Regions from separate parts of the Homo sapiens genome. Here regions 2, 3, 4, 5, 6 and 7 are each linked to region 1. The links are chromatin contacts, found by Hi-C or POLR2A ChIA-PET in ENCODE. All regions are on one chromosome and are shown on one strand. Each heading gives the region's core, a stretch centred on a gene start or an enhancer-like site at or near the end of the contact. The rest is flanking DNA. Distances are from core to core; before and after follow the strand shown. Region 1 holds the start of MPRIP (myosin phosphatase Rho interacting protein). Region 2 holds the start of GID4 (GID complex subunit 4 homolog). Region 3 overlaps TOM1L2 (target of myb1 like 2 membrane trafficking protein). Region 4 overlaps PIGL (phosphatidylinositol glycan anchor biosynthesis class L). Region 5 overlaps RAI1 (retinoic acid induced 1). Region 6 holds the start of RAI1 (retinoic acid induced 1). Region 7 holds the start of TRPV2 (transient receptor potential cation channel subfamily V member 2).

Evidence for each region. Hi-C counts contacts between places; a loop is a spot of excess contacts on that map. ChIA-PET counts read pairs that join two places held with the same protein, here RNA polymerase II (POLR2A). Pooled maps may share reads with other maps.
Region 2: a loop to region 1 is called in a map of CD4-positive, alpha-beta T cell, with 21 times the contacts of the local background. The contact joins the promoter of GID4 here to the promoter of MPRIP in region 1. A Hi-C loop is called at or near these places in 2 of 168 maps with a recorded cell type or tissue (B cell and CD4-positive, alpha-beta T cell) and 8 of 50 pooled maps. POLR2A ChIA-PET finds 5 or more read pairs at or near these places in 1 of 52 experiments (activated CD4-positive, alpha-beta T cell).
Region 3: a loop to region 1 is called in a pooled map, with 2.8 times the contacts of the local background. The contact joins the enhancer-like site here to the promoter of MPRIP in region 1. A Hi-C loop is called at or near these places in 2 of 50 pooled maps. POLR2A ChIA-PET finds 5 or more read pairs at or near these places in 2 of 52 experiments (AG04449 and OCI-LY7).
Region 4: a pooled map shows a loop between it and region 1 (6-fold over the local background). The contact joins the enhancer-like site here to the promoter of MPRIP in region 1. A Hi-C loop is called at or near these places in 1 of 37 single-sample maps with no recorded cell type and 5 of 50 pooled maps. POLR2A ChIA-PET finds 5 or more read pairs at or near these places in 1 of 52 experiments (activated B cell).
Region 5: a pooled map shows a loop between it and region 1 (10-fold over the local background). The contact joins the enhancer-like site here to the promoter of MPRIP in region 1. A Hi-C loop is called at or near these places in 1 of 37 single-sample maps with no recorded cell type and 8 of 50 pooled maps. POLR2A ChIA-PET finds 5 or more read pairs at or near these places in 1 of 52 experiments (activated CD4-positive, alpha-beta T cell).
Region 6: a pooled map shows a loop between it and region 1 (4-fold over the local background). The contact joins the promoter of RAI1 here to the promoter of MPRIP in region 1. A Hi-C loop is called at or near these places in 1 of 168 maps with a recorded cell type or tissue (CD8-positive, alpha-beta T cell) and 6 of 50 pooled maps.
Region 7: a loop to region 1 is called in a pooled map, with 10 times the contacts of the local background. The contact joins the promoter of TRPV2 here to the promoter of MPRIP in region 1. A Hi-C loop is called at or near these places in 1 of 37 single-sample maps with no recorded cell type and 5 of 50 pooled maps. POLR2A ChIA-PET finds 5 or more read pairs at or near these places in 1 of 52 experiments (HEK293).

What each region holds. Positions count from the first base shown.
Region 1 is chr17:17,041,207-17,043,873 of GRCh38, reverse strand. It overlaps MPRIP (myosin phosphatase Rho interacting protein), which reads right to left and starts at 1,417. Exons shown (of 24, transcript NM_001364716.4): 1 at 903-1,417. The coding sequence starts at 1,025. It overlaps LOC124903938 (a long non-coding RNA gene), which reads left to right and starts at 1,549. Exons shown (of 3, transcript XR_007065644.1): 1 at 1,549-1,603; 2 at 1,966-2,093. RefSeq lists an enhancer at 1-730 and a silencer at 1,393-1,852.
Region 2 is chr17:18,038,084-18,040,750 of GRCh38, reverse strand. It overlaps GID4 (GID complex subunit 4 homolog), which reads right to left and starts at 1,343. Exons shown (of 6, transcript NM_024052.5): 1 at 849-1,343. The coding sequence starts at 1,286. It overlaps ATPAF2 (ATP synthase mitochondrial F1 complex assembly factor 2), which reads left to right and starts at 1,583. Exons shown (of 8, transcript NM_145691.4): 1 at 1,583-1,870. The coding sequence starts at 1,738. RefSeq lists enhancers at 335-394, 1,545-1,654, 1,795-1,844, 1,855-1,924 and silencers at 745-1,334, 1,345-1,434.
Region 3 is chr17:17,957,230-17,959,896 of GRCh38, reverse strand. The region is part of intron 1 of TOM1L2 (target of myb1 like 2 membrane trafficking protein); the gene reads left to right. Among named protein-coding and RNA genes, the nearest start is that of TOM1L2, 14 kb to the left of the region's middle. RefSeq lists a silencer at 1,554-1,603. Within about 2 kb of position 1,321, at least 22 of the 41 ENCODE cell types and tissues checked have a DNase peak (open chromatin) inside an H3K27ac peak, as active enhancers do.
Region 4 is chr17:16,286,491-16,289,157 of GRCh38, reverse strand. All of the region lies in intron 2 of PIGL (phosphatidylinositol glycan anchor biosynthesis class L), which reads right to left. Among named protein-coding and RNA genes, the nearest start is that of MIR1288, 5.8 kb to the right of the region's middle. RefSeq lists enhancers at 832-881, 902-951, 1,212-1,341, 2,426-2,667. Within about 2 kb of position 1,342, at least 26 of the 41 ENCODE cell types and tissues checked have a DNase peak (open chromatin) inside an H3K27ac peak, as active enhancers do.
Region 5 is chr17:17,753,854-17,756,520 of GRCh38, reverse strand. The region is part of intron 2 of RAI1 (retinoic acid induced 1); the gene reads right to left. Among named protein-coding and RNA genes, the nearest start is that of RAI1-AS1, 11 kb to the left of the region's middle. Within about 2 kb of position 1,305, at least 6 of the 41 ENCODE cell types and tissues checked have a DNase peak (open chromatin) inside an H3K27ac peak, as active enhancers do.
Region 6 is chr17:17,680,106-17,682,772 of GRCh38, reverse strand. It overlaps RAI1 (retinoic acid induced 1), which reads right to left and starts at 1,315. Exons shown (of 6, transcript NM_030665.4): 1 at 980-1,315. RefSeq lists silencers at 1-604, 591-763, 775-854, 915-1,054, 1,085-1,594 and an enhancer at 673-1,274.
Region 7 is chr17:16,414,212-16,416,878 of GRCh38, reverse strand. TRPV2 (transient receptor potential cation channel subfamily V member 2) reads right to left here and starts at 1,308. Exons shown (of 15, transcript NM_016113.5): 1 at 1,046-1,308. RefSeq lists enhancers at 28-77, 338-407, 1,358-1,477 and a silencer at 518-637.

The sequences.
Region 1 (2,667 bases), core at 168-2,667:
ATGGAGATGATGGCCGTGGGGAGGGTACCGAGGCACATCCCAAGGAGGTGCACACAAGGCTCGGAATCCTGGAACACTAGGAGTTCAAACAGCAATCACTGCAGGGGTTCCCAAGGGCCATGGGGGCTGCAGCCAAGCCTCTTGGAGCCTTTCATCAATACAAATTCCCCATCTCCCCAGTCACTCCAGGGCGGGGGCCCCAGAACTCTGTGTTTAATGGCTATGACTCTAATGCACGTTTGGGAGTCATAACTAGTTCAAAGCCCTGTTTGACAGTTAAGGCTGGGAGACAGAAATCAACTTTCCCGAGGACCCACAGGTCTCCTCACCCCTCGGCCAGTGACCAGGGAACTGGTCCCAGCTCCCCGCTAAACTACGGCCTGCCAAACTAAGTTCAAGAACAAGACCCTCCTCGCCAGATTTGGACACCCCTTCACCTCTCTCCAGTGCTTGACAGTGACGATGATTCAGAATCGGGGCAGGCTGCGTCCCACTAGACGGAAGCCCACAGTCCTCCCCAACAATCCGACCCCTGGGCCACTCTGGCTGGACAAATCCAAGTCCAGTCCCAAGCCAGAATCTCAGGGGGGTCCCGTCAAGCGGCATGCAATCCCTAAGCGCTTTGTTCCTACTAAGCGAAACCAGGCACTTTTGAGTCACCCAAAAAGCATGAATCACACAGCCGGGCAATGGGAACGGGAAAGGATGTTATTTTTCGGCATACTCGAGGATTTTCCCTTTGTCCCAGCTCTGTCAATGCACTTCCCGTCCCCGTCCCCATGCCCCAGGACTCGCGCATTTCCCTGCTCCATTTTTATTTTCCCTGCAGCCCTTGGCGGCGCCCCGGCCGCCGACCCGCGGCTCCCAGAACGGAGGTGTCCGGGCCGGCCCCAGTCGCTCACCTGCGTCAGGTCCTCGTCGTTGAGCAGATGCGACTCGCGGGGCTTGAAGCAGTTCTGACACTTGCTCTTGTTGAAGATGTTGGCCTGGAATTTCCTGCACGGGTTCTCCTTGGCTGCCGACATGGTCGGCGCGGCGGCGACGGCGGCGGCGGCGGCGGCGCAGGCCTGGCCGGCCTGGCGCTCCCGGCGGGCTAGGGGCTCAGCGCGGCCGCGCCGCATCCCTCGCCGGCCCCGCCGCAGGCCCGGCCCGGCCTCCTTCCCGGCGGGCGGTTCGCTGCACGCGCCGAGGCTCCTGAGCCGCCCGGGCCTCACAGCGCGCGCGACGCCCAGCTCCCGCCCGCACCGCCGCCGCCCGGCCGCCGCGGGCCCATGGACGCGGCCTCGGGCCCGCTGCTTCCCGCTGCGGCCCGCCTCTCAGGCTCCGGTCGCCGCCGTCCCGGCTCGTCCGCGCCGCCGCAGCTGCCCTCGGCGCCCCGCGGCCGCTGCAAATGGGACCGGAGCGCCTCACGCACTACGGGGGCGGGCGGGCGGGCGGGCGGGCGGGCGGCCGGGCGCGGGGAGGTGCCGGGGCGTACGGGGCGGGGCCGCGCCCGACGCGATCGGCAGCCCCACCGGCCAATGGGGTTGGCGCGCTCTCGCTAACAAAGGAACCTCTGGGCCAATGGCAGTCGGGGGCGGGACCGAGGGCCGCCGAGCGCAAGGTAAGTTGTGCAGGCCGGGAAGGTGGGGGCGCCGGCATGGGACGTTCAGGTTTGGTGGACTGGCGCCGAGGCCGGCCGGGCTGACAGCTGCAGGGCCCGGGCGGGGGATGCGGGGGAAGGCGGAGCCGACCTCAGGCTGCCTCTCTGCAACCCCCTCGCTCCCAGGCTCGCCTTCCCGCGCCCACGCTGTACACCCAACGGAGGCATCTTCCCCAAGCCCAGCTCGGAGAGGATTAGTTTAGCACCTACTGTGTACCAGGCCCCCTCGTAGGAGTCAGTTAGCGTCGGGAAGGGCTGGATACTCCAAGGGCTCGCTCATTAAAGGTTCGCAACCTCTCCTTTCTCATCCCCATTTTACATAGGAGGAGACTGAGGAGCAGAGAAGTAACAGCGGGTAGTATTTCAAGGGATGACTAAGAGAAGATGTCAGCGGACTTGAAGAGCTGTCAGCTCCATTAGGGGAGATGAGCGAAGGCTGACTCTCTGCCAGGTGCTGAGCTAGGCATTCTTTCCCCCATGATGTGCTTGAGGAAATGAAGGGTCAGACACCTGGAGTAATTTGTGTAGGATCACTCTGCTAGGAAGGGGCCGAGCTGTCACTCCCGTCCTCCATTGTCCAGCCTCCTGGCCAAAAGACAACCTGGAAAAGGCTGTCAAAGGCTCAGGCAGAAGGTTGCAGGAGCCCAGAGAGGGGAGAAATGCGCTCTTTAGAAAAATTCGGGTGGCTTCAAGGAGGAGGGGAAGTTTAAGTGGACAGTGAGAGGGTTGAGTGTGGCTGGAAGTGGAGATAGGGGAAGAAGGAGCAAGAGGGATTGGAAGAGGGCTCTATCACCCAGGCCTTGTATTCCAAGCCCAGGCGTGCACATGTCATCCCACTGGCAGCTGGGAGTCATGGTGAGTCTTTAAACAGGGGGGTGAGCTAACCCAGCCTTCACGGAGGAGGTGACATTGGAGCATGTGGTAGTGGCAGCCACAGCAGCTGTCGCTCAGGGAATGGAGGAGGTTTTAGGAGGAGAAGTAGCAAATGCTTCCAGAGCTGTGTACTTTTCCACGGATCATCTGGT
Region 2 (2,667 bases), core at 94-2,593, 1.0 Mb before region 1:
GGGTCCCCTGGAACCAGGATCGAGCAAGACGAAGGTATGGGGTGGGGAAGTCTGGATAGAGGCCAGGAAGACTGGGAAAAGACTGCAAATGGTCCCAGAGCAGGGGCAGGAGGCCTGGGGGTGGAGAAGCTGGAAGGAGCTGGGTGCCTGGACCATGAAGAGACAGAAGCAGTGAGTGGAACAGGGGACCCAGGAGGCAACATCCCAACAGACTGTGAGCAGCACTCAGGGAGTGAGTGCCTGGTCTTGAGGTGAGGCCAGGGCCTGACCAATCAGTTGCGGGTTAGGTGCTCCCCCGTCTGGGGGTCTGATGAAGCCCTCCTAAGGAGATCTCAGGAGGAGGAAGACCCCAAGGTCTGCGGATTCCTGGAACTGAGGAAGGGGCAGGAGGACATGTCTCAGGTCTGAGAGAATCTGACGTGGGCCCAGACATGGGGAGGGTCCCAAGTCTGGTGAAACCAATGGAGAGTTCTTCAGGGTCTGAAAAGGGCTGGTGGCAGTCCCTGATCTAGGGACGACAGGTCATGGGGAGGAAGGACCCAGGCCTTCTCCGAGTCATGAGGGGCTTCCGGATCCCAGACGGGCCGGTCACGGGCTTCAAGTCTGGGAGTGTTCGGGGTCCGCCAGGAGCCGGTCACGACGGGCTCTGGGTCCGAAGGGGCAGGTCAGGGCTGGGGCTCGGAGAGTGTGAGACACAGGCTGGGAAGGTCCCGGGTGGGAAGCGCCGGGTGCAGGAGGCCCCGGCGGCGAGGGCCTGTTCCGCGGCTGCGGGGTCGAGGAGCCGAAGCGGGCACGGCCCGTGAGCGCCGCGAGGAGGCCCTCGGGCCCCGGCCCGGCCCGGCGCTCACCTGCAGCACCACCTCTACGTCGTACGAGTTCCCCTTGCTCTTCTGGTGGCCGCGGAACTTGGAGCCGCTGTAGAGCAGGCTGGTGGCCACGCCGGGCTGCTGGGTGTTGATGGGCGGCGGCGGGATGAGTGAGGCCGCGGAGGCAGCGGAGGCACCGGCCGGCGGGGGACACTCGGTGCGGACCGGCATCGCGGGGTCCCCCGGAGCCAGGGCTGGGGGGAGTGGGAGAGGAACCGCCGCCGCCGCGCGGGAGCCGAGGAGGGTGGCGGGGAGGGAGAGGCCGGGGCGCGCACGCGCGGGGTGGGGGCGGGAGGGGCGACCACCCGCCCGCTGCCTGCGGAGCAAGCGCTCCGGCCGCCACCGGGACCCAGGGACCTGCGAGCAGGGCCTCCCAGTCCTGAGCTGGGTCCCCCTCCCGACTTGCCCTCGCGCACACATACACACACACAGACACTCACAGACACACAACACACAAACACACACAGACACACACACACCCCGCCCCTTCCGATTGGCTCAGGCGAGCCTGGGGGGCGGGAGCAGGCTCAGGCGGCGCTTCCGCCCATTGGCGGGAGGAGAAAACACGTGGCGCGGTGCGCGAGCGGCCCGCTGGGACTTGTAGTCTCCTCGCCGAGGCGCGGCGTGGAGGGGGCGGGGCGAGGTGCGTTTGTGATGCTGATTGACTGGGGGTGTGCGCAGGAGGCGCGCGGCGGCGACGGCGCGCCGTAGGTGTCATGCGGAAGATGGCGGCGTCCAAGGGAGGTTGAGGGCTCTGAGGAGGCGTTGAGAGGTTTCCGTACAGCCCGACCGTGCGGCTTTGGGGATCCCATCGCTCTGTGTTTCCTGCTCCAGGTTTCGCGTCTCGCATCTTCCCAGACCCTCGGGCGCGATGTGGAGGAGCTGCCTCCGGCTGCGGGACGGGGGACGCCGTCTCCTGAATCGGCCGGCGGGTGGCCCCAGCGCTTCTATGAGTCCGGGGCCAACCATCCCGTCTCCAGCCCGGGCTTACGCCCCGCCGACAGGTAAGACCATGACATGTTCTTTTGGGTTGGGGCCGAGCTGGGGTAAGGTGGGCTTCGGGCTTCGGCTGTGCAAAGCGAAGTAACTGAGGCAGGGTTCAGGCTCATGAGGTTATGCAGGCCAGTCAGGTCTTTTTACAGATGAGAAAGTGAAGCCCAGACAAGGGCAGACGACCCGAGAGGGAACAGCGAGTCACGCACGATACAGTAATTGATATTTGGCCTGTGCAGGTTTTCTCAAAGCTTATGGCTGCCCTCCCTTTAATAAGGAAAGCAGGTGTCATCTTTGTTTTCAAAAGGGGAAGTTTGGGCTCTGAATCAGGACTTCGTCTGGGTTACAGGCAGACTCTCTCAGAGGTTTGTGGTGTCTGTCTGACTGTTTTCCGTGTCTCCACTGCCCAACACAAGACCTGCCCAGAAGGGACCTAGAACCTGGGCCTTCATTCCTCCATCCCGGGCACTTCTGCTGCAGGTTTCCTGACTTTCCCTCCTACCACAACCTCTGCCATCTGCAGCCTTCTCTCCTAAATAGAAATTGACACCTCCACCTCTGACTGTGGAGTCACCTCCACCTCCAACTCTGATGAAGCTTAGAAGTAGTGGCTCTTTCATTGCTGATGGTGAGTGGTGTCAGGGTAAGAGTGAGAATGACTCATTTCAGTGAATGAAGAGCAGTAACACCCTCCCACCATTCAATTAGTTTTATTGTGCTGGAGGCAGGAGGCACGGTTGTCTTTAAGACCCACCTGTATGTATTGGTAGAGAAGCTCAATTAAAGAAGAAAAAGGCCCACCTGAATG
Region 3 (2,667 bases), core at 72-2,571, 920 kb before region 1:
CTGACCAACTTGCTTTTAAGACATCACCAGCTGCTCTTTTAATCATTAATGAAGCATAAGCCTTGTAGTCTGGGAGGCATGTCAAAAATTCTGTTTCGGGTTTTGGTTTAAAATTGAGTGTAATGGAGAGAGACTGATTCTTTCATCTCAGAGAATTGGGCTGTCTTTGAGAGCTGGGGACAAGAACTGGGTCCTGTAATAGGACACTGTGGAGTTTTTTTTGCTGCTCCTCAAAGGAGAAATCACACAGATTTCTGGCACGTCATTAGTCGAAATAGGAAATGAGGCCTGAGAAATGATGTTGCTTGGGGTTTGAAAGCTGAATTTGCTAGTGGCTTCCAGAGAGCGAGAGTCTCCTATGCTAACTGTGGAAATTCTTAAACCAGCAATTCAAAGAATCAGAAGACTCTAGTTGAAAGGGTCTTAGTGGTATTTGGTCCAACCCTCTAATTTTTGCAGGTTGTGGAAACAAGGCCAGAGAGGGTGTCTGTGATGTATGACATTTCTGACAGCAAATGTGCAGGGATTTTTTTGTTGTTTTTGTCTTTTTTCTGATATCAAATGGATGTCCTACAATTGAATTCAGTTTTGACACTAACTACCTGGAGCTGGTGCGGACCCCAGAGGTTAAGGGCTCAGTCCCACAAGACTGCCCCCACTTCACATGCCAGTCACAAGTTCCTGGTTACCATCTGTACTTCCCATGACCGGCTATAAATTGGGGATTCCCGTGATGCCTTCCCCATGTTTGATCATATGCTTGAATGGCTCACAAAATTCAGGACAACACTTTACTTACATTTTCGTGACAAAGGATATAACTCAGCAACAGCCAAATGGAAGAGATTCATCGGGCAAGGTGTGGGGAAGGGGCAGAGAACTTCTGTGCCAGCCTCCCAGCACCTTTATGTGTTCAACTTGGAAGTTCTTTGAACCCCATCGTTTAGGGGTATTAATGGAGGTTTCATTATGTGGGCATGAGTGATTAAATCTGGCCATTGGTGAATAACTCAACCTCTAGTCCCTCTCCCCTTTCCGGAGGTAAGGTGGGATGAGGGTACGGCTAAAAGTTCCAACACTGAAATGTACCTTGGTCTTTCTGGCTAGGGAGCCCCAATCTCATTAGCATACAAAAGACACTTATCTCTCAGGAGATTCCAGGGGTTTTGGGTGAGGTGTGCCAGGAACCTGGACAAAGACCAAATATATATTTCTTACTGTATCACAGTAGGAGACTTGCCAAGGTCCCACAGTGACTCAGTTTTATGACTCTTACATGTCTTCCTATTTAGCTCACAGCCTCTTGCCAGTCATTTAGATATTTGTATATGGGCAGGGAGGGTAAGCATGGGGTAGTAAGTCTGTCATTTTAATGGAGTGGAAATTTTCAACTCAGCCTCATGAAGGTAAATACATTTTATTGTTTGAAAGTTAGTCTCCTGTTTTTGACTGGGCTTGGTTGGGGGTACTATTTAGCTCTAGATTTGATGGTTTAAATGAAATTAGCTCATAAAATCACCAATGGTCTTCTGTTTTATCTACTTTTTCTGGCACTGGTCCAGACCAGAGAAACCAATCCCAGGCTAGGACTGGGAAAGTCTGGGACTGTTCACTGCTCTGCTGCTGATTTGCTGTGAGACTTTGGGTGGGGCACATCCTGTCAGTTACTCATTTGAAGAGCATGGTTTGTTCGTTCGTTTGTTTTGAAGAACAGAGGTTGAACAAGCTTTCCAAGTTCATTTCAGACCTAAAGCTTAAGGCCCAAATCAAAGTGGCTTTTAGTTTTTCTTTTCTTTTTTTTTTTTTTGAGACAGAGTCTTGCTCTGTTGCCCAGGCTGGAGTGCAGTGGCACAATCTCGACTTACTGCAAGCTCCACCTCCTGGGTTCACACCATTCTCCTGCCTCAGCCTGCTGAATAGCTAGGACTACAGGCGCCCACCACCACGCCCGGCTAATTTTTTGTATTTTTAGTAGAGACGGGGTTTCACCGTGTTAGCCAGGATGGTCTTGATCTCCGGACCTCATGATCCGCCCACCTCGGCCTGGGATTACAGTCGTGAGCCACCACGCCTGGCCTAGTTTTTCTTAAGACTTACAGCTTTCCATAAGAGACTGTACATACCTATGAATCATATGTGTGTGTACGTGTGTGTGTGTATAGCCTGTGATATGTAAGTATATACACACATGTAAATACATGCACACAGGTAAATATATACATATACATATTTTATATATATTTTATATAAATATGTTATACTTTATATATATTTTGTGTAAATGTATATATATTTGCCTTCTAATGATTTTCACTGAGGTAGTTTACTTGTAGTAAAATGCATACATTTTGTTATAATTTTGACACATGCTTACATGTTGTCACCTTACCCCATCAAGATACGCACTGTCAACCTCACCCCAGAAAGCTCCCTCAGGTCCCTTCCCAGTTAATCCTCTCCTCCAACACACTGCAGAGGGAACCACTGATCTTTTATCTCTTCTAGAAGTTCATGAGTGGAGTCATACAGTATATGCTCTTTTGTGTTGAATCCCAGTGATATTTTGAAGAAGAATCATATGCATTGTTTTCTCTACCTGCCATTTTGAAAGGCTGTATAAGGGAGTGGTGGCTCATGCCTGTAATCCCAGCACTTTGGGAGGCCAAG
Region 4 (2,667 bases), core at 93-2,592, 750 kb after region 1:
TCTTTGCACTCCATCACTTTACATCTCAAATCAGAATTCCAGTCCATACAGTTTATCTCACCTGACCTTCTCAGCTCAAAAATTATAAAAGACAAGCTCTGAAATATCCGGTAAGGTTGTACCTTGCACCTAGACCTTTGAATACAGAGACCTGTGGTCTTTGCACTCCATCACTTTACATCTCAAATCAGTCAGGTGGTGTTTCCTGATAAGAAGCCAGCAAAAGAGAACTGAGAATAAAAGGCAAAACTTTCAAGATGGTTCACAGGGGAAATCTAGGACTACTTAAAACATTAAAGAGACCTATTAAAGAATTTTTAGCTAGGTGTGGTGGCTCACGCCTGTAATCCCAGCACTTTGGGAGGCTGAGGTGGGCGGATCACCTGAGGTCAGGAGTTTGAGGCCAGCCTGACCAACATGGAGAAACCCTGTGTCTACTAAAACTACAAAATTAGCCGGGCACAGTGGTGCGTGCCTGTAATCCCAGCTACTCAGGAGGCTGAGGCAGGAGGATTGCTTGAACCTAGGAGGCAGAGGTTGCGGTGAGCCAAGATCGCGCCATTGCACTCCAGCCTGGGCAACAAGAGCGAAACTCCGGTTTCAAAAAAAAAGAAAAAGAAAAAAAAGAAAAGAAAAAAAGAATAATAGTAATAGGCTGGACGCAGTGGCTCACGCCTGTAATCCCAGCACTTTGGGAGGCCAAGGCGGGTGGATCACGAGGTCAGGAGTTCAAGACCAGTCTGGCCAACACGGAGAAACCCCATCTCTACTAAAAATACAAAAATTAGCTGGGCGTGGTGGCAGGCACCTGTAATCCCAGCTACTCGGGAGGCTGAGGCAGGAGAATAGCCTCAACCTGGGAGGTGGGGGCTGCAGTGAGCCGAGACTGAGCCACTGTACTCCAACCTGGGCAACAAGAGTGAGACTTCGTCTCGAAAGAAAGAAAGAGAAAGAAAGGAAGGAAGGAAGGAAGGAAAGAAAACAGGTAATTTAGAAAAGAAGAAATGCAAACGGCCAACATATATTCCTTCTGCTTCTCAGAAAGAATCAAATAAATGCAAAATTAAAGCAAGATGTCTGTGTTGGAGAAAGACACAGAGAAAGGGGCACTGTTATGTACTGCTGTTATGAGTTTAAATTGCTACATCTCAAGAAGAAGGTAACTTGCCTATATGTGAATATCTGTGCCCTTTGACCCTGTGTTTCTAGAAATCTAACCTAAGGAAATAATTAGAGAAGCCTAAAGGCCAACGTCAGCTCAGGCAGAGAGATATCACTTTCACCGCAATTGGAGTGGAAAGAGGTCGGCAGTTCTGTTGCTCTGCACCAGGGAGCAATTTCTCTAACTTCCTGAATTGTGGCTTATGAAATATGCTAAAGATAACACAAGAGTTTTTTTGGGCATGTTCAGAGTAAGAGCAAAGAAAGCACAGATACACCCACGGTAAGGAATGTCAACGTATAACAGGACAAAAAAACCCTAGTCACTAAACTTTAATTTTGCTTCTGACTTCTCAGTCAAAAAGAATGAGACTTAGACGAAAGAGGAACAGAAATATATTTAGAGGAATTGAATTTTGAAAACAAAAATAAGTCTGTGAGAGAACTTCTTAAAGGGCTCTGAATGTATTCGAGTCTCAGCTCCCCTAGGAAGAAGGCTTAGTGTGTACTTTATTGGGGACTGTGACCCCAGGAGCAGAAGCCACTGACAGATGGAGAAGGCAGGGAAGCAGGGATGCTCTACTGATGTGGCCCTACTTATGGGCACTGGCTGTGTGTTCCCACAGGACTGTCTGAAAGTTGTAAGAAAATCATCTTACAACTGTCCATCTTCCCAGGAAGATAAAGAAGGAAGTATTTATCTCCATAGGCTGTTAGCTCTCTAATCTTTCAGAGTTGAGCCCGCTTGGGGACCCCCGGGCAATCGCAAGCCCTGGGGCAGACAGCAGGAGGAGCAGTGTGGGCCTGAGGCGAGAGGCTGTGAGCTGGAACCAGCCTGCGGCTTCTCGGTGCCTGCGCAGCCATGGCTGGAGAAAGGCATCTGGAGGGGTCCCCAGGGACCCACACCACCAGAGCGGGGCTCCGAGAGAATGAAATCATTGTACATTTAAGTGATCTGGACTAAGCACACACTATGTGCCAAACAGAGGGCTGAGTTTTAGGGATATAAACATGAATACAAGTCATGGTCCCTTCCCTTAGGAAGCTTAGGGCCAATGAGGCAGAGGTTCGGACTGCTGCAGGATGAGCAGTTTGCTGCGGGAAGGAGAGATGGGCAGGGGAAGAGGTGAGGAATCCAGGCAGGTTCGGGGTACCATCAGTCAGTGGCTATTGAAGCACATGAGGCACCTCATTAACATGATGGCATTGCGCGTCTGGCTCTGAGGAGAGACTACTATTTTGGAAGCTAAGAACACAACAGAAGAAGCCAACTCTTGCCAGTCTTTTAAGTGTGACTCGTAGAAGCCCGACGACTCCTTCCCTGGGGTGTATTTAGCAAACACAGTGTTAATACCTCTGGAAAAGGCCCCAAACTCGAAGTCCCGCCCTAGACCTTAATGTTCAGGAAACAAGCCAGGCTAAAAGCGTTCATTAAAATAACGTTGTGGTTTTTTCCCCCACTGGCTGAATATCCTCAAACAGTGACCTTTCCTACACATTCTAATG
Region 5 (2,667 bases), core at 56-2,555, 710 kb before region 1:
TTCCAAAAATAAAAAAATTCATTCATGCCAGGTGCAGTGCTCACACCTGTAATCCCAGCACTTTGGGAGGCAGAGGCAGGTGGATCACCTGAGGTCAGGAGGTCCAGACCAGCCTGACCAACATGGAGAAACCCTGTCTCTAATAAAAATACAAAATTAGCCAGGCATGGTGGCAGGCACCTGTAATCCCAGCAACCTGGGAGGCTGAGGCAGGAGAATCACTTGAACCTGGGAGGCAGAGGTTGCGGTGAGCCGAGATCACACCATTGCACTCCAGCCTGGGCAACAAGAGCAAAACTCTGTCTCCAAAAAAAAAAAAAAAATTCATTCACTCCTGCTGTGGCCAGGCACCCCCGTGCCAGGTCCCATGATGGATGCTTAAGTTTCGCAGGCTCCAGAACTCCTGTCCCAGGGGAACAGGGACACAGGCAGTCCCAACAGGCCCTGCAATAACCAACCAGACCCCACATGGAGGCTGGCCAGGCCCTCCTGGCTTTCCATGGTGGCTAGGGCTCACGTAAGGACTGGGTGCACCGAGGGCCGCACTGGGGACACTGGTCCCTGGTGAGCTGCAAAGAGCGGCCAGCTGGATTTATCACTAAAGGGAGAGGGTTGGGGATAGGGAAGGGTGATGTGTGCAGAGGGTACAGCCCTGCCCAAGCTGTGAGGCACGGCAGGCCTTGGGGTGAAGAGAAGGCGGGCTTGACAGGGTGTAGGCCGGGTCTGAGGGATGCTGGGTGCCAGGGGAGGAGCTGGGCTTTGTCAGAGAGCCCTGGGGCGACCCAGCCAAATCTGAGGGTCAGGATGACATGACCCCATGGGAGAAAGCATGGCTGGGCCCAGGATAGGATAAGCAGGGAAGGATCTGGGGGGACGCACCCCTGCTGGCTAGGACACTGACTGATGGAGGAGGACATGCTCCTTGGAGGGACTAAGGGTCTCTGCTGGAGAAATGCCCCCAAACAAAGAGCTCTCTCCTGAGTCTACCACCCTCTGCCCTCCCTGGGCTCCAATGTCCAGGCCCCCTGCCCTTCAGTCAGGCCCAGCTGGGGCAAGTTGGTGAGGGTGACCCCAAGGTCGTGGCAAACAGGGAATGCCAACTCACCCTGCCAAGTGGTTCCAGTGCCCAGTGCTCTCCCTGCCCTCCTAACTCTAGGCCTACACCTCTCCTTTCTGCATCACTCCCGCCCCATCCACCCAGGGAGCAAAGCTGCCAGAAGCTAGAGCCCACTTAATCAGCCACTCAGCATTCCATAGAGCTGTATTACACACCATGCGCTGGGCCCTGTGTGGAGGGCTCACAGTCCAGCACTGGGGTGCTGCCAGGCTCTTGGGGTGACAGTGTGTAAACAGGCCTGCTAAACCAGGGTGGCAGCACCGTGACAGGAAGGCTCAGGCTGTGGGAGCTCAGAGGAGCCCTCTAAACAGTCCAAACGTCAGGCAAAGCCTTCAGGGGGAGGCATGGTGTGAATGTTGTGGGGGTACAGCTATGGCTATTTCCTCTCCTCTCCTGACCTCCCCGCTGTCGCACTCCAAAGCCTGTGTTCATAAAGCCGCTCCAGACAGGTGGGCCTTCTCTAATCCAAATTACCAGCCCTCTCAGAGCCTCAGTTTTCCTGATCTATAAAATGGACCCAATGAATGTAGACTGGGAAAGTGCTTACCAAGCACCTACTATGTAGTTACTCCTCTCTCCCACCCTCTGTGCAGAGACGGGCCTTGCACCCTTGCCCTATCTTCCTAACCCAAGTTGAGGCCTGGTGGCAGCCCCCCAACCACTGCCCAAAAACGCTTAGGGCTCTGGAGTACCAGGAACTGAACACTAGTAGGTACAGGCTGTCGGATATTATTTGTTATGGCTTTAATAACAGTTTACAGAGGGCCGGTTTCCCATGGCTAAGGCACATAATTTCTGTAACTTTACTAGTGCCACTAACTTGAGTTGTCATGGGAGGCAGGAGGGGAATTAAAGATCAGGTTAGGGAGGCTGGGCGCAGTGGCTCATGCCTATAATCCCAGCACTTTGGGAGGCCGAGGCAGGCGGATCACCCGAAGTCGGGAGATAGAGACCAGCCTGACCAACATGGAGAAACCCCGTCTCTACTAAAAATACAAAATTAGCCAGGTGTGGTGGCGCATGCCTGTAATCCCAGCTACTCGGGAGGCTGAGGCAGGAGAGTTGCTTGAACCCGGGGGGCTGAGGCAGGAGAACTGCTTGAACCCAGGAGGCGGAGGTTGCGGTGAGCCGAGATCGCGCCATTGCACTCTAGCCTGGGCAGCAAGAGCGAAACTCTGTCTCAAAAAAAAAAAAAAAAAAAAAAAAAAAAAAGATTGGGTTAGGCGAATGGCATAAAATGCCTTTGTACAAAACAGGAAGACACCCCAGGTGCCAGGCTGCACAGCTGGCCAGTGGCTCGATTTCTTCCAGGGATCCTTGTACAATGTACAACTTGTACAACCATACACTTTGGCCCTAGGTTCAGGTGAGTGTCAGCATGGAGGCCTTTCCCCAAATAGGTCTCCCCTGCTTTACAGACCACCCAGCCCAGGTATGAGACCTTGAGATCCAATGCAAAGTTGAAGTGTGTGTGGACAAGCACATTTTTCTGAAGAGGGTCTAGAACTTTTTTCCAAATCCCAAAGGATCCACAGTTCCTCCAGTCTAGA
Region 6 (2,667 bases), core at 66-2,565, 640 kb before region 1:
AGCCCCAAGAAAGAAAACTGCTAGCCGGGAAAACGGGCGCCCCAGGAAGCTGGGGCCGCGACGGCCTAGGGCCTGGCTGGTGTTTCGCTTCCCCTCCGCCCCACCACGGAGGCCCCTGGCGCGACCAGGCTCCAAATGTCACCCTCGCGTCCTGCCACCCCTTGTCCCCGCCGCACTCGGCCCCCATGTCCTCCTCCCGGGTTCCCTGCCTTCAAGGCGCGTGAGAGGGGGGGCCGGCCTCGAAAAGGGCGGCGGGCTGCGCCGCCGTCTGTGGGGCGCAAGGCTCGCGTGTCCGGGGCCCCCGCCCGTGACGTCATCCCCGAAGGGCCCGTGCCTCCCGGGCCTGGCCGCTACAGAGCTCCCCAGGTCGCGGGGGCCGCTTCCTGCCCGGCCTCGGGGCCTGCGCACAGGCCCCGGGGCCGCTGCCCGGGTAGGGACACCGCAGAGAGCCCGAGCACCCATCTCGCCACGCACGGCCTTCGCCGGCCCTGACTCCCAAGCGATGGCCACGCCGGGCCCGGGTCACGCATGGGGAAGTCAGCTCCCCGTCCCCCACCTCGGACGCACTCACAAAGCTCACCTCCGCCCCCGGCGCCCCGCGAATGCACCCCACGTCCCCACCCCACGCTCCGCAAAGACTCCGCGCCTCGGCGCAAGCAGATCCCTTGCCACACTCGCCCCTCGCGCCCCCATGCCCCCACCCGACCTCAGCTGGCCGCACATCCCCCAGAAGACCCTCAGCCGCGGCGCAGGGCGCCCCCACCCTGCAGCTCCCCAGACGTCCATCCGGTGACCTCGCGCACCCCCCACACCACACAAAGCAAGGACCCCGCGGACCCCACATCTCCACCCAGCGCGCGCGCTCGGCGTCCGAACCCGCCTCGGCTCATCACCCGGCCTAGGATCCCGACGCCTCGCGCCGCCCCCGCCCCGGGGCAGGATACACTGCGCCCCCCGCGCCCCGGCGCTCGCTGCTCACCTCGGCGCCCGCGCTCACTCGGGGGCCTTGGGTCTGGCGCTGCGACTTCGCGGCCCGGAGGCCTGGGTGGCCATGGGGGTCGGGGCGCGGCGGCCCGGCCGGCCCGCGGCCAGGCAGGAAGGAGGGTGGGCCGCGGCGCCCCCTCCTCGCGCCGGCGCTAGGGCCGCGGGCAGGGCGGCCTGCTCGGCTCGCCTCTCGCCCTCGCTGCACTCGCTCTCCCACTCGTCTCTCGGAGCCCAGCCGCGGGCGGGGGCGGCGCCCGGGGACGCGGGGAGCGGGCCTTGGCCGCGCACCCGGCCGGGCCTGCCTGGTGTCCGCGGGTGCCGCGAGGAATGCGATCCCCTCCGCACAGGAAGAGCGGACGAGCGGACGGGCGGGCGGGCGACGCGCGGGGGGAGAAGGAGAGCAAGAGCGCGAGGAAAAAAGTTCCCGGGCGGCCTGGCTGCGCTCGCTCGCGGCCCCGGGCGCCAGGTGGGCCGTGCGCGCCCCGACAGCACCCCCTGGCGGTCCGCGCGCCCCACTGCGCGCCCCCCGCCCGCTGGCCGGCCTGCGGGAGGGGGCCTCTGCGGTGGGATCCCGGTGCGGCCTGGGAGGACACTAGCGCCCTGCGTACAGGAGCTTCCAGCGTCAGGCCAGGCCCCCACCCTCACCCCACCATTAGCCCTCACCTGTGCCCACTTCTTTGCAGTTTGAGAAACATTTTCGATTTCAAAACTCCATTGGCTTCATGTAAACTTCATTTACTGGGCACCTGGCACCTTGCTGAGTCTTGAGGAATCAGCAGAGACAATGCGGTCCCTGCTGTCGTGGAGCTGGCATCCTGGTGGGAAGAGACAGACAGCAAACAAATGCTTAGATACATGACGAAGATAATTTTAGAGCAGTAAGTGCTAGGACGAAAATTAGCAGGTGAAGTGACGGCTAGGGCTCCTTGGCTGGGGGAGAGAGAAGGAGGCCTGTCTGTGCAAAGATCTAAATAGCAAGAGGAACCGCCATGGGTAGAGTCTGGGAAGAGCATTTTGTTCTTTTAGAGGCAGGGTCTTGCTGTGTTGCCCAGGCCGAACTTGAATTCCTGGCCTCAAACAGTCCTCCCACCTCAGCCTTCTGAGTAGCTGGGACTACAGGGGCCTGCCCTCCTGGGAAGAGCATCATTGGCAGAAAGAACATCAAGTGCAAAGGTCCTGAGGCAGGAGAGAACTTGGTGAGTAAGTGGAATTGTGAGGAGGCCGTCAGCAAGGGGACAAGTAATGGGCACATTGAAGTCAGAGCCATATCGGGAGGGCCAGAGCCTGCAGGGCTGCAGAGAGCTCAGTGAGGAATTTGTTTGCAATTCTAGTGCAAGGAAGGTAGCCACTGGCAGACTTTAAACAGAGGCATGTTGAATGAGAGAGTCCTTGCATGAAACTTAAGGTACAGACCTCGGAGCAATTTCATGCCTAGGTCTCTACTTGCCATAGCTCAGGTGGGAGCTCACTGCCACCTGCTTGGGAAGCCTCTCAGCCCCACCCAGGCTCTAGGGTCTGTGGGATATGACCCCATTAACAGCCCCATCGAAGCCTCCCTCATTTGTCCTTTGGTAGGGCAGAGGGGAGCTGGTCAAGGCATCAGAGCTTGTGGGTGACCTGGGACAAGTGAATCCTGCATCTGCAAAATAAGGTATTGTGATAGATGGGGGGCCCTCACTCTGT
Region 7 (2,667 bases), core at 59-2,558, 630 kb after region 1:
AACCCCTCGCCAAAGAAGGGGAGCTCTAAGAAGAAATAACTGGGAAAACCACTAGACTATCAAACCCTTCATTTTGCTGCCAAGACTACTAAGGCTTAGAAAGGGGGAGTGGCTTTCCCAAGGTCGCCAGTTGTTGGCAGAGCCGGATCTGACACCATGCGTCTACCATGACGTTCCTCTTCCGTTTTCAAAGCCTTTCAGGGTCTGTCTATATTTTCAGTCTGATTCAGCTCTGAAGGCATCGAATACTACCTTTGTGTGCCTCAGGGCCTCTGGGGGCTTCACGAAGGGAGGGAGGCCCCTAGCCTGTGGCCCAGGCTCTCTCCACCACGCTGCCTCAGGCCCTAGGCTGGCCTAGGAAGCTCAGCAAACAGCACAATCTCACCCTCACAGGAAAACTGAAACCACAGCCTCCATCACTTGGCAAGGGTGGGGCCTCGGTCAGGGTTGGGGAACCCTCATGGGCCCAGTGAGCAGGATCAGAAAGAAGAAGGAGTCAAAGAGTGGTAAGGAGACAGAAGGGTGGAGAAGGGGGCAGGGGGCAGGGGGCAGAGAGCAGAGAGGAGCGGCACCAGCAGAGGGAAGTGGAGAGGGTAGGCTGGGACCAGGCCCTGGGGACCCGGGTGGGGTATTTTCCCATGGAAACATGGGAGGTGGGGAGCTGCCTGGCTGCCTCAGTTTGCAGATGTGACCCACCACCCTTTCTACACACACTGGGGCAGAAGGGTGCTCTTTCCGTTTCATACCGTTTAGCCCATCTGTGTCCCCAACCAAACCCTGGCCCATTCCTCCAGCCCTAGACTCCCAAGCCCCAGCAGCAACAGTTGTCTGTCCAGCCCCCACCCCACCTCCTGGGACCCTCACCCACCCTGGCAGCAGAGGAAGGGGTGTGGAGGTCCAGGGAGAGGGTGCTGGAGCCCCACACAGACCCTGGCTCCAGGCTGTAGAAGCCAGGAGCCCACTAGGCCTTCCCCACCCCATCATTCACTGTCAGGCTTGGAGACCCGGCCCCCTCCAACGTCCCCAGCATTGCCCACCGACTTACCCCGCAGGCTGAGGCCAGGGCGTGGCGGCTGCTGGGATCCCGGAGCTTCTCAGTAGCAGGGGCTGCGGGAGGAAGTGAAGCCGGGAGGGGCTGCCGGCGCTGACAGCAGAGGAGCGGCGGAACCTCCCTCCCCAGCTCTGAGCACTAAGCTCCAGCAAGCAGGTTCTGGTCTCTCGGTCACCCTCAGCCCACCTGGCCAGCCGGCACGGTGGAGAACGGGAGCTTAACTCTCCCCTGTCAGGACAGGCTAGCCACCAGAGACTGACCATCTGGACACACCCTGCTGCGAATCAGGCTCCACCCCCACCCCTCCCCCTTCTAGCCACTAAGGTCTCAGGTGGGGGTGGGTGACACTCAGAGGCAGCCCTTGGATGCTGGGGACTTGCCACCCATGGAAGCTGCCATGGATGGGGGATTCTTCCCCAAGTCCACTGACAGCTATCTCCTCCCCTTCTCCACCACATGCCTTCCAAGCAGCCGTGTGGCCCATAAATGGGCCTGAGTTGACCCATGGCAGGGGAGAAAGCTGATGTGGACAGCCCCCAGGGAGAGGCTCAGCCCAGCAGATGCCCCTGGGAACACAGTCCCACCCACCCATCCACCCAGCAGTTGGGGGACTTTCCCACCTCCCAGGACCTTCTCCCAGCCTCCTGACCCCAGGACTCTGATGGCTAAAGTTCCCCTAAAGGTGCTCCAAGCACCAGCCAGCAGGTGGAGACAAGGAGGTGGGCACGCACTGCTAAAATCAGACCTCACCACCAACGGGGCCCTGGTCTGGACTCAGTCTTGGAGCTTGGGGACCCAACCACCACCGAAGTAGCCCTAGGAATCTCTCTCCCTCACTCCCAAAACCTGGCATCAGCTCTTCCTCCAAAATTTGTCTTTCTGAGTGGTCCAAGCCACTATCACTGCTCCCCTGGGCAACTGCAGCCACCTCCAAACTGGTCTCCCTGCTTCATTCTTGCCCCACACTCATAATCCATTTCTCCTTATAGCAACTGAAGTGACCTTTTAAAAATGGGAACCAGGGCCGGGCGCAGTGGCTCACACCTGTAATCCCAGCACTTTGGGAGGCCGAGGTGCATGGATCACTTGAGGTCAGGAGTTCAAGACCAGCCTGGCTAACATGGCAAAACCCCATCTCTACTAAAAATACAAATATTAGCTGGATATGGTGGTGGGCACCTGTAATCTCAGCTACTTGGGAGGCTGACGCAGGAGAATCGCTTGAACCTGGGAGGCGGAAGTTGCAGTGAGCTGAGATTGTGCCACTGCACACCAGCCTGGACAACAGAGCGAGACTCTGTGTCAAAAAAGAAAAAAAAAGAAAACCAGGTCACCTAACGCCTTGACTTAATCACAAAACCTCACCCATGGTGCTTGGAATAAAATGCAAACTCCATACCATGAGCCCTCAAAGTCCAGATGCCCTTCTCCATCGCTATCCGTCACTCATGGCAACCCTGTCATGCACATTACACTCTAGGCCTGCGCCATCCAATAAGATAGTCACTAGCCACAATGACTGTTTAGATTTAAATCAATTATAATAGGCCTCACGCTTGTAATCCCAGCACTTTGGGAAGCTGAGGTGGGTGGATCACCTGAGGTCAGGAGTTCCA